Linked DNA regions of Homo sapiens: region 2 is linked to region 1. The links are chromatin contacts, found by Hi-C or POLR2A ChIA-PET in ENCODE. All regions are on one chromosome and are shown on one strand. The core of a region is the stretch at or near the end of the contact, and the rest is flanking DNA. Distances in the headings are between cores, read along the strand shown. Region 1 overlaps HBS1L (HBS1 like translational GTPase). Region 2 holds the start of BCLAF1 (BCL2 associated transcription factor 1).

What was found. Hi-C counts contacts between places; a loop is a spot of excess contacts on that map. ChIA-PET counts read pairs that join two places held with the same protein, here RNA polymerase II (POLR2A). Pooled maps may share reads with other maps.
Region 2: a loop to region 1 is called in a pooled map, with 5 times the contacts of the local background. The contact joins the promoter of BCLAF1 here to the enhancer-like site in region 1. A Hi-C loop is called at or near these places in 3 of 50 pooled maps. POLR2A ChIA-PET finds 5 or more read pairs at or near these places in 2 of 52 experiments (activated CD4-positive, alpha-beta T cell and activated naive CD4-positive, alpha-beta T cell).

The regions. Positions count from the first base shown.
Region 1 is chr6:135,025,285-135,031,670 of GRCh38, reverse strand. All of the region lies in intron 4 of HBS1L (HBS1 like translational GTPase), which reads left to right. Among named protein-coding and RNA genes, the nearest start is that of HBS1L, 26 kb to the left of the region's middle. RefSeq lists an enhancer at 1,248-1,307. Within about 2 kb of position 1,335, at least 3 of the 41 ENCODE cell types and tissues checked have a DNase peak (open chromatin) inside an H3K27ac peak, as active enhancers do.
Region 2 is chr6:136,285,599-136,291,805 of GRCh38, reverse strand. It overlaps BCLAF1 (BCL2 associated transcription factor 1), which reads left to right and starts at 1,960. Exons shown (of 13, transcript NM_014739.3): 1 at 1,960-2,093. LOC124901408 (a long non-coding RNA gene) reads right to left here and starts at 1,792. Exons shown (of 4, transcript XR_007059784.1): 1 at 1,649-1,792. RefSeq lists enhancers at 1,265-1,384, 1,705-1,924, 1,289-2,488, 2,435-2,554, 1,973-2,569 and 2 more.

The DNA of each region.
Region 1 (6,386 bases), core at 86-2,585:
GATTATCTTTATTGCAGTGTGGCATATTATACCCTTCAAAGCTGACACCTTTGTCTTCCTCATCCAAGGTGCCACCTTCTCTTCTGTTTCCCGTCTTTGTTATTACTGTCACCATCTAGTTAACCAAAATCAGGAATCTAGTATCATCCTTGGTTCATCTCTCTTCACCTGCTACTCATAATTGATTACCATTCCTGTTATTCCCACCTTATAAATAAGTAAATGTATGTGTGTGTGCACATAATATGCATACATATATAGTCGACTCTTGTTATTTGCAGTAGTTATGTTTTATAGTCACTACGAACACTGAATTAATGAATACTGAACCATTGCTCCTACAAGAAATACAGAGGTAGGTTCCTGTGAGCCTCTCATAACATTTTCATCAATCAGTGAATACATAACATTGTTTTATATGTGTCTCTATTTAAAGACACCTTATTTAATGGATGTGTATAGCATGGATTCATTAACACCGAACTCATGGCCCACAGCACTGGAAGTCATGCCTTATCTAATATCTTTTATTTGTTAGGCACATCCTAGCCTTCTTGTGTTTAGAATACTAAGCACTACACTTACAGGCCATTTTAAAAATTACCAACAAAAAGTACAAAATTACCAACAAAAAGTACAAAACTGGAAAAAATGCGACACTAAGTAGACCATGAAAAGGACATTTGTTTACAGTATGAGAGCTGTATCAAAAAGGCCGACGTCACCTTCTGTGAAATTGCATGTTGGATGACTCAAATTTTTCGCTGCTCTGCACATGTCCACAAGTGATTGCAAAAGTGAGTAGTGATTTTGGGATTACAAGTAAATTGTGATTAGGTGAATTCACAAATGTAGAACCTGTGAATAATGAGAATCAACTGTACATTTTTTGGCCCACTACTCTTTATTGTTATTTTTCCTCTTTATTATTTTCTTCTTTATTGTTACTTTTCCTCTTTATTGTTACATCTTTATTGTTACTTTTGTTTTCATTATTTTATTTACTGTTACTTTTCCTCTTAAAGGCCATTAGCTTTTAGCAGAATTACCTAAACATCTAACTGGTTTCTTGACTTTTCAGTTTATTTCGGCCAGAATAAGTTTTCTAAACTAAAGATCTAATTTTCTGTCTCCCTATCTAAATCCTTTTATTTCCTGAGCCCTTTTATGAACTCATTTCTGTTTTGTACCTGTTTACCCAGACCTACCCAAGAACACCTACCTGAGTTTCCTCTCCTTCTATAGTGCTTGCCTTTTTTCTCTCCCCCTTCCCTCCTGGCTAATCACTGTTTGAATTGCAGTTTCGATATCACTTTACTCTCAATCATGGGGTAGGGGAACTTTCATATGCACCCATAGTTCACCGTTCTCCCTTTATTACCACCCCATGTGAAGTCATAATTCCTCTCCCACACATACATAGACTTTCTGTTGTAACTGTGCTTTATTCTTCACAGCACTTGTATCCTCTGTGTTTGTTGTATATACACTTGTTTTTGTTATGTTTTCTCTCTGCTCTCCCTCCACCCCTCTTCCATGTAAGTTCTACAAATACAGGAATTTTGTGTATTCATTGCTGTATTCCCAACTCAGAATATGTCTGGCACATAAACGTAGGCAAGGCTTTTAAGTAAAAATTGAGTCTGTCTCCTAATATGGTCCCACAATCTTGTTCCTTAGAGGAAGCCACTGTAAATACACTGTTTCTTCTTTATTCTTCCAAAGGTTTCCCTAGCATGTTACACATATGTGAATGTACGTATACATTTTTATACAAATGGAGAATATACTGTAACACTTATATATGTATCACTTAATAAAGCATTTTGCAGAACTTTGCTGCCATATACAGATCAATGTCATTCTTTCTTAACAGCTACCTAGAATTCTGTAATATGATTGTACCATAATTTATTTAAACAGCCTCTATTGATGAACATTTTAAGTGTTCCAGTTGTTATTGCTAATAATAAATGAGCATCCTACATTTCTAGAAATTGAGTTTATATACTTGAAAGTTTTGGATAGATATTGCCTAATTGCCCTTAATAGAAATTGATTTCCCTCCCACTAGTTTATGAGCATTTCTGCCCAAATTCTTATAGATAGGGGTATTATTTCTTTTGTTATTATACCAACCTGATAATTGGAAAATGTTTTTTCATTTATTTATATTTCTTATATATAAAGCTATATTTTTCTTCCTGTCTATTCTTAATCTGCCCATTTTTCTGCTGGTTTATCTCTCATTTCATGATTTTTTAAGGTGTATGTGTCTGTGTATGTGTGTGTGTATGTGTATGTATATGTGTGGATCCACATATGCATATTTATATACTAAGGAAATTAGTCATAAAATTGTTATATGCATGGAAAACACTTTCTGATTTCTAGTGTGTCAGGTCATTTGTTAGAAGATAGATTTTGAATTTGTATATATTCAGATTTATTAGCTTTTTTTCTTAAGGGTTTTGGAAAGTTATGCTCCACTACAAGATAATTTTTGAAAAAATATTATTTTTTCTCATATCTGTGTCAGATTCATTATTTTACATTTGTATCTTTGATTTAGCTGCTATTAAGGGCTAACATAGGAATCCCATTTCTCCACCATCTTTTCTCTATGGAAAGATGGATTTATTGTAGTACCTTTTTAAATTACTATAGCTTTTTAGTACCTATTTTTTGGTAGGCTGTCTTATTTTTTTCACTCCTTTTTATAGTTTTTCTGAGTTATCTCACATGCCTCTTTTTCCCATATGAGCTTTAGAAACAGCTTGTCTTGTTACTAAAAAAAGAAGAAGATCCAGCTATAATTTTTGTTGTTGTATTTACTGCTAGCAAGAGATTTTTGAAGGAAAAAAATACTGTCTCCAGAGATGCCAAAGGCTTTAGATAACATTAGACATTATTATTATCTTAGTAGATTTTCTAGTATTGTTCTAGTCTTATGATGAAGAACCGTCTCCAGTTGGTCATGGTGGATTATTCTTTTAATGTGATGGATTTTATTTGCTAACATTTAAGATGGTTTCATCTATTCATAAAATTACTTGCATTCGTGTGTATGTGTATGCTCTTTGGATTTTGGTTTTTCTTGTGATGGTTTTACAAAAAATTTAGAATGATTTCATCTTCAAATAATTCAGTAGCATTGAAATGATTTGTTTTATGATAGGATTTATCTTTTTGAAGATTCTGGGGTCAAATTTGAAAGTTTTAATTTTCTTAGAAAAACGTCCATTTCATCCAAGGTGACAAATGTATTTGTTGTGCATTGTACCAAACATTGTCTTATTCTTTTAGATTTTTCTGTGTCTGTAGTTACTTCTCTATTCTCATTTTCAGTATGGTTTTCTCTCCTCTAGTCTCCCCTTTCTCTCTGCCCAGCATTTTTTTTTTTTTTATTACCTTGCAATTTGTTTTTTTCTTCCCTAAATTTTGGTTCCAAGATCTGTAATTAGTTCTCCTGGTTTAATTCATTACTTTGTAAGTTTGGGTATGACTTAATGTATTTTCCTTATGTTTTTTGCTTTTCATTTCCTACCCTTCTGAGTAGAATATTTAACATACATGCATTTTTAATTCATCTTAAAAGTTTTTATGGCCAGGCGCGGTGGCTCATGCCTGTATTCCCAGCGCTTAGGAGGCTGAGGCAGGTGGATTGCTTGAGCTCAGGAGTTCAAGACCAGCCTGGGCAACATAGTGAAACCCCATCTCTACCAAAAATACAAAAAAATTAGTCGAGTGTGGTGGCACGCATCTTTGATCCCAGCTACTTGGGAGGCTGAGGTGGGAAGATTGCTTGAGTGTGGGGACAGGTTGCAGTGAGCCAAGATTGTGCTAATGCACTCCAGCCCGGGCGACAGAGTGAGACTGTCTCAAAAAAAAAAATGAGTTTTTATTTATGGAATTTCTAACAGAAAAATGCAGAAAATAATATAATAAACACTCATGGAACTAGCACTTGGTTTTAATAAGCTAACATTTTGCCATGTAAATTTCAGATCTCTATTTAAATAAACTGTTAGATTGGAATCTAGCCTCATCCTTTGCTTGTTCCTTCCTAATATTTTAAAGTTGATATTCATCATTCCCACTTTCTTCTTATTTAATTATATCTTACTTTCCTATGAATACTACATTTGCAGTGGCTGATGGGTTCTTTTAGAATTACTGTTATTTTCTGGATAATCCACAATTTTAATTTTCATTTCGTTTTTAAGCCAAGAGTCCAAGAGAGTTTTAGAATTTTGGTTGCTGGGGAGTTTTGTTATTTTTGTTATGATTACTGGTTTTATTATACTGTTTATCAGAGTGTGTGATCTGTACTCTGTTTATTGAGTTTGTGGCCCAGTGTAGTTCTCTGTAGTTTCATAGGCATTTGTCAACAATACTGTTCTGTTTGCAGAATACAAAATACAATACTTTTCTGTTAGCTATTTTTTCTTTTCTTTTTTTTTTTTTTTTTTTTTTTTTTTTTGAGATAGAGTCTCTGTCACCCAGGCTGGAGTGCAGTGGCGCAATCTCGGCTCACTGCAACCTCCGCCTCCTGGGTTCAAGCTGTTCTCCGGCCTCAGTCTCCCGAATATCTGGGATTACAGGTGCCTGCAATCACATCTGGCTAATTTTTTTATTTTTAGTAGAGATGGGATCTTGCCACTTTACCTATGCTGGTCTCGAACTCCTGGGCTCAAGTGGTCTACCCGTCTCGGCCTCCCAAAGTGCTAGGATTACAGGCCTGAGCCACCCCACCCGGCCTGTTCATTATTCTTATAATCTGTTTTTTTTTTTGGATTGGCAATAGGCTGAGTGTGGTAAGTTAATATATAACACTCTTGCATTTTTATTTCATATTGCCTGGAGAGTTTACCCTGTAAAATTTGATATATAAAGATACATGAACTTTCTGTGCATTTGAATTTTTCATTAAATTTCCGTTTTTACTAGTTTTTCAATTTTTGCCTTAAATTCAGTTTAGCATTAATATCATGATTGCTGCTTTCTCTAAGTTTTATTCATCCCTTCTTTTGCTTTTAGTGTTTTGAGTGACTTTGGTTTAGTTGTATCTCCTGTACTTGTATATACTTGGGTTTGGATAGAGAGTCTTTGTTTTAATAGATGGGTTTTTCTCATTTATGTTATTAATAGACCAGATAATAATGTCTGTCATTTTAAAAAAAGTTGTTGTCTTTTATATTTACATATTTTGATACGATTTGTGTTTGTTTTTATCTTTGTGTGTTCTTTGATAACTTGGAAATTTTATAGTTTATTTTTATCATGTAATAACATACTTTAACTTTTTAAATTCACCAACTTTAAACAATGTATATTGATCTCTCACTGTTAAAAATGGAGATGTGAACATTTACAATTTACCCCTTTTCTATTTCTCATTAATTTTGTTAATATTTTAAATTCTTAGGTAAGGTGTTCACCTTTACACCTTTGATAGTATATTTAAACTTCTGTTAACTGAATTTATTAGCTTTTAAACAATTATTTTTTTAAACAATTTATTAAACAGTTTTTAAAAACAGTTTATTAGTTATTTTTAAAGTGATTTTGTGGCCTATATTTGCATGACAAATTGAAAAGAATAGTTTAGCATTACTCTTTCTTTCCTGGAGGACTTTGCAGCTGTTGCTCTACTGTTTTCTATTGTTGCATGTTGCTAACTAGCTACCTCGATTCTGCCACCTCCAGTGCGGCTTTTATTTCTACAGAGTTTCCCACTCTCCCTCTGTTCTTCTCCTGAGCCCTGCTGGCTTACTTTTCAATTTTTCCTCCTATTTGTTTTTATCATCTTTATTTTATCCTGTCTTTCTTTTTCCAAGCTCTTCTGTCAGAGGCTGTATTTTCTTTGCTATATTTGATATCATAAAACTTCAAAAACCCTGTCTTTTTCTTTTTACATTCAACTGTTATATATTCTTCATCTACCTTGTTTTCCTCCATATTTATTCTTAGAGTATCTACCTATAGCTTCTATGTCATGCCCTCTTTGAATATTTGAAAAGGGAGGGATTTCTTTTTTGACAGCATTTTATAAAGAATAATGGGAGGGGTGTGGTGACTGAGCTCGGACCACCTTGTACTCTCGAACTTGCTGTTTATCCTTAGGTCATGTTGCAGCAGTTTTGTCAGCATTGTCAATTTTGTCTCTGAGGCAAAACAGAAGCAGTGAAAGGCTAAGTGAAATTCTCTTCAGAAGGTTTTTATGATTTCCTTGCTTGGTGTGGATGGGTTCTGAGATTCTTCCTTAGCCTTCACTGTTGCTATTTTCTTGATGACTCTTTTGTTGGGTCCTTCAGAGGTACGCCTCCAACTTTGGAGAACTCTGGCTTCTGGACAGAATCTGGAGTCCTATGTTTCTCATGTGC
Region 2 (6,207 bases), core at 711-3,210, 1.3 Mb before region 1:
CTTGAACCTGGGGGTGCGGAGGTTACAGTGAGCCGAGATCGCGCCACTGCACTCCAGCCTGGGCGACAGAGCGAGACTCTGTTTTTTTTTTTTTTTTAAAATTAAAATCAGCTTACTAATTTATCTCAGCATTCTCTTTGTACCTTTTTAGCAGTTTGGTCATTTGTTTACAACTTGTATTTCTTCTTGAGATAATGTTCTATTTTTCTGCAATGCTCATTTGTTAAATGGGCTCTTTTTTCCTCTGCTCTTTTCGGCGTTTGTATTTTAATAGGAAAAAAATTTATTACAAAGAATGAATCTGTAATGGTGGAATTTCAGGTTTTGAAAATAAGAATGTGCATAAAACATCTAAATTCAAGAACCTCCTACTTTGTAGATTGGGAAAGCATCACGTATCAAATGGATCTATTTCAAGGGAAGTCTGTATAACTTCCACTTACTAAAGGCTTTGTTCCAAAGGATCTCCTTTGTTACTACCTCATGTTATGTAAATAAAATCATAATCAGTTATATTGCCTCAAATAGATACTTCATTTTCAACACATGTGCAATAGAATTGCAGAGGGAGGTCGAAGATAATATCCTAGCCTGCAATTTGGGGTATTTTGAATAAATGAATAACAGCATGTATTGGGAGCGCCCCGACTCCCAATACATGCAGAATAGCAGACGTGTATTGAGCCCTTAGTTGTTTTTTTTTTAAATATAGTTCATTCACTCAACAAATATTTCTGAGAACCTGCGAATGCTTGGGACATCAGGGCACAACAAAAAGGCCAAGGATTTCTGTGTCCACATCCTGAGGTGGTAATGGGGTGAGGGACAGACTGTACAATAAAAAACCTACGATTCACTCCATGAAAATGTTGTCGTTTTTCTAGTTCAGCTGGTAAACTGGACTGTGAAGAAAGAATGCTCTAAGCACAGTGTTAAATTCACAACCAGGGCCCAATCCTAGTTTCGATTCACTCACTGACACCCTGGTTGCTAATTACAAGTCTGAAATCCATCAAGGTAGTTAACATCTCTAAACATCAAAGCAATAGCGGTTTTAGGCCCTAAGAAAGTGCAGCCCGGAGAAGTATTAATGCAAAATGTGCTACGGCTGTTATTTAAATTCTATTCAAATCGAATGTGGCTTGCCTATTTATAATCTGACTTATAATTCTGGACAACCAAGCTACGTTGGGCTGTGTTCCTCGGCTGCCACAAATCATCGTCACAGGCTGAAAGCTCAACTGCTTCGTGCTCTTTATTTTTTCATGCCTATGCCAACGTTGCCGATGTGGTAAAGCTGTCATCACGCCGCCAGAAGGGCGGCCTTCTTTGGCACGAGCAGCCTAAGAGGTTTCCGGCTGCTGCGGCTTGAGCTCCGATTTGATCAGACGCCACGAAAGGGATTTAGATCGTGGCCATTTTTCAACTAAGTGCGTCTGCCGAATTTAATAGCAAACCAAAAGCCACATTTTCTAATCTCCAGTTAGGCGTCCAAGAGGAAAAGTGGCGCTTGCTGGCTGAGGGAGCAGCGTGTCTGCAATTACAGCCACGTCTTGCCTCCTGGTCTTTTCCTCAGTGTGGGATTGTCTTTTTGTTTTTTGCCTGGTCTGAGCCGGCCCCACAGAAAGAACAGACCAGACGAGCTTACTGAGGTAAAACGCAGGGGCGGCGGTGAGGTCTAGGGGGTCTACTCAGAACGAGGCAGAGACACCAGCGAAAAGCGCCGTATGGCGAAGCTAACTCAGGCCTGACAAAACACCCACCCTACTCTACCGCCTCTCCGGCCAAGGCTGACGCTACGGGCCAGAGGGCGGAGCCGTCACATCTTCCCGCGAGACCAGCCACGCGACTTCCCAGAAGGCCGCAGGCAACATCTTAATAGCAGCCAGGAAGCCGGACCGGAGCGGAAGGGTGGGCGGGGCTTGCCCGCATATTTAGCGGCACCCGAGGCCACGCCCCAGATCGGAAGTGACGGAGACGTGCTAGCGCGTCGAAGGTAGCTCTATGGTTTTCCTCGCGTTCTTGAGTCGGGAAATGGCCGCTGTGTGGTTGCAACGGAGATAAATTCCCGGAACCGCGATTCGGCGTGTCAGGTAGGCCTCGCAATGTATTCAAGTTACTCCAGGGGCAGTGAAGACCGAGGACAGGCCATATTTTTGACTCTTTTGTGGGTGGTGTCGGGTTGGCGGCGAAAGGAGAACCAAGGAGACGTTGCGCCGTTATTTATGCGTTTTTTCGTTAGCTTCTCTCAGGTTTTCGAGGCACTACGGGCCGAAAAGGCCGGGCGGGGGCGCTGAGCAGTGCTAACGGCGGGCGCGCGCGTGTTTGCGAACCTGCCTGGAGACCCACAGCCCGCGCGGCCTCCCGTGCGCGTGCGCATATCTTCCTCTTCCACCCTTCCCCCATTTCTTCAGCCCGTACCTCTGCGCGCGCCCGACTGAACGCTCCGCGCACGCGCGCTCGTTCATTTTTCTCTCCCCCGCCTATGGCGCCGACGGCCGCTGGAGGTGCAACTTGTGTCCGCCTCTCATTGGCTGGGACTGCCACCTTTCTTCGTGGCCTGTGGGGTTTTGAGAAAATAACTGTGACCCGCAGCAAAGTGCGTTGAGTAGGTCTACCCCTTTTCGCGTGGTCTTTAAAACTGCCCTCCGGCTTCAGACCACCCGTCAGTTAATGCCTCGTTTTTGTGATGCTACTAGGTTTTAGTGCTCTGTTCTGCCTCTCGCTGCTGACCCTGGTTCTCTGGAGTTAATTTCGGTACCCGCGGCAACCTGCTGTTTTGAAGCGAGCGCGCGCTGTTGACTGGTGCTGGTTGCCTAGTTACGGTTCCCTAGCGAGAGGATTGGGTCTTAGCTGGTGGTTCTGAGCGTGGCCCTGCCCCATCCGGCTGAAAGTGCGGTTCTTCATGAGTACTAGCGAAGCCGAGTCTTTTCAAGTGATTCAGCCCATTTAGTCGTGTCAGAAATGTTGCAGCCACGATTGGTGGACAGCTGGTGTGAGAAATGGGTGGGAGTGGCGAATTGGACTTTGCCTTCATTTTAAATTCATGAGTTGGCTTGATTCGCTTTTAAGATTTATTTCTTCAGAATCAAGCTGAAGTACCAGCAGCTACTTTGCTACCTCAGACTTTTTTAAAAAGCATTTTAGAACTGGAAACAAATTAAGACTGAAGTTGAAAGCAAGTGTGGCTAACACTGACGAAAAAGATGAGCTACTTCAGACTTGTACCTCACTGCAACAGCCTCTTTTAAATTTTTTGGTGTTACAAAGCAAAACAAAATTTCTTGTTCCTCTTGTGAATTCTCATTTCAGTTCGACTTTAGTTGGAATGGTTAGGATACTGTTCAGGCAGTAAATAACCTTTACGTAGGAAAAACTGCTACAAGGCTTTTGTATTTTTGTTTGATCATGACCAATTCAGGATAGGTAATTTGATGGGAGGGAAAAAGTGGCCCCTCGGCGGGAGTTTGAGGCTGCTGTGAGCTGTGCTCGTCCCACTGCACTCCAGCGGGGGCAACAGAGCGAGACCTTGTCACTTAAAAAAGGTAGCTCATGGTAAACAACCTTGGAGCACCTTCTCTTAGTGATTTCATGTTTCAACCAGTACATTGTGGTGAATACTGAAATATCTTGTTTAATTCAGATAATTAAAATGGTGGCAAAGGAAGCTGTTTAGCCAGAGCCCTTCTTGACTTTGAGGAACAGTGGTAGTATAAGACTTGAAGACAGACGTGTAAAAAGTACTACTCACTGGTAGGCTCAGGTCTGGTTGATTGACTGATTCTTGAGACGGAATGTCGCTCTGTCGCCTAGGCAGGAGTGCAGTGGCCCAGTCTCGGCTCACTGCAGCCTCCGTCTCCGGGTCCAAGCGATTCTCCTGCCTCAGCCTCCCGAGTAGCTGGGACTACAGGCGCCCGCCACCACACCGGGCTAATTTTTGTATTTTTAGTAGAGACGGAGTTTCACAATATTGGTCTCGAACTCCTGACCTCAGGTGATCCACTCGCCTGGCCCACCCAAAGTGCTGGGATTACAGGGATGAGCCCCTGCGCCTGGCCTCGGTTGAATTTATTAAACAACTTTTGTGGGCAGCAAGCTGTACGAGGTTAACTATGTGATGAGAAGACTTAGAAATGGAGAAAAGTTTTATCAGTTCTACATAGGACTTAGTTTGGGAGTTTCTGGAAACTACGTTGGAAATCAGTAGTTGCACACTAGCTGAATTCAGCTGTGTAATTTACAGTGATTTGTTATTTACCAAATAAGTAGAAGAGGGAATTAAGAAGCTAAAATCTCTGGGTACTTGTTTGATATGAATTTGTTAATTGTTTATACTCAGGTAATAAGTGTTACCTCAGTCATAGCATTTAATATTTTATCTGACTGTCCCTAAGGCTGAAAACCAACGAATATACTAACACGAAGATAATACTAGATTATATTTGTGTAATATTTTAGAGTTTTCAAACACTTTAATTTTATTTATTTATTTTTTTGAGACAGAGACTCGCTCTGTAGCCCGGGCTGGAGTGCAGTGGCGCCATCTCGGCTCACTGCAACCTCCGCTTCCCTGGTTCAAGCGATTCTCGTATCTCAGCCTCCCAAGTAGCTGGGACTACAGGCGCCGGCCCGCCACCATGTCCTGCTAATTTTTTTTTTTTTTCTTGAGACACAGTCTTGCTCTGTCGCCAAGGCTGGTGTGCAGTGGCGTGATCTTGGCTGACTGCAACCTCTGCCTCCCAGGTTGAAGTGATTCTTGTGCTTCAGCCTCCCCAGTAGCTGGGATTACATGGGATTACAGGTGCACACCACAAAGGCCGGCTAGTTTTTCTGTTTTTGAGATGGAGTCTTGCTCTGTCACCCAGGCTGGAGTGCAGTGGCATGATCATGGCTCACTGCAACCTCCACCTCATGGGTTCAAGCGATTCTCCTGCCTCAGCCTCCAGAGTAACTGGGATTACAGGCGCCTGCCACCACGCCCGTCTAATTTTTATATTTTTAGTAGAGACGGGGTTTTGGCATGTTGGCCAGGCTGGTCTCGAACTCCTGACCTCGGGTGATCCGCCCGCCTCGCCCTCCCAAAGTGTTGGGATTACAGGTGTAAGCCACCGCACCCAGCCCATTTTATTAAGCATGTCTAGAAAGACTTCTAAATGATGCTGATTAATGCTGTATCAAAAATATTAGGTAACCTTACATGCAAGAATCATTTTAAGTAAACGTGGTTAGCTTGCAGAAAGGCTGCCTAAACAAGGGTTACCAATAATGATGGCTAATGCTAGATTGTATACCACGGGCCAAACATTAAACTAAGCTGTTTACATGCCTTACTTAGTTCATTTAACCCTGTACTTGTAAGGAAGTACCATTAGTAGTCTTTAAAACAACAACAACAAAAAAACACCTGCAGAATTTGAAGCTGACAGATGAAGGTAACTTGTTCAGTGTTGGGCAGCTAGTTAATGGCTGAGCCAGGAATTGAATCTAGACTACTGGAATAATAGTCATGGGCTATATTTTTAGGATTTGAAAAGATGGAAATAGCATTACTTTGTTTACAACAATCTGGGGACCAAACTCCTTGAGCCTGCTAAAATGAAGACTGGGATCAAGTATGCTTGAAATAGTAATCTTAAAGAATTCATTTTGGGTGGCTTTGTCTTGGGTATTTTGTTGAACCCAGTTACCTTGATCATTTTTTTTCTTTTTTTGAGACAGCCTCTCTCTTGCCCAGCCTGGAGTGCAGTGGTGCAATCTTGGCTCACTGCAACCTCCGCCTCCTGGGTTCAAGTGATTCTCCTGCCTCAGCCTCTGGAGTACCTTGGGACTATGGGCGTGCACCACCACGCCTGGCTGATTTTTGTATTTTTAGTAGAGACGGGGTTTCACCATGTTGGCCAGGCTGGTCTCAAACTCCTAACCTCAGGATCCGCTCACCTCGGCCTCCCAAAGTGCTGGGATTACAGGCGTGAGCCACCATTCCTGGCCTGATAAATTGTTTTCTAGCTGGTTTCTGATCACTTATGTTCTAGCTGGTCATTATGTATTATTTCATGAAAGATAGGCTCTGTTTAGATATTTAAGAACCTTATTTTTAAAAATAAAACCTGCTTTATTTTATCCTGTGTTCCTCATTGGTTGGTCTGTCAATTGGCTAAAGATACATATGGCAATTTATTCCTTATTTCTGTATACAAGTGGGAATCT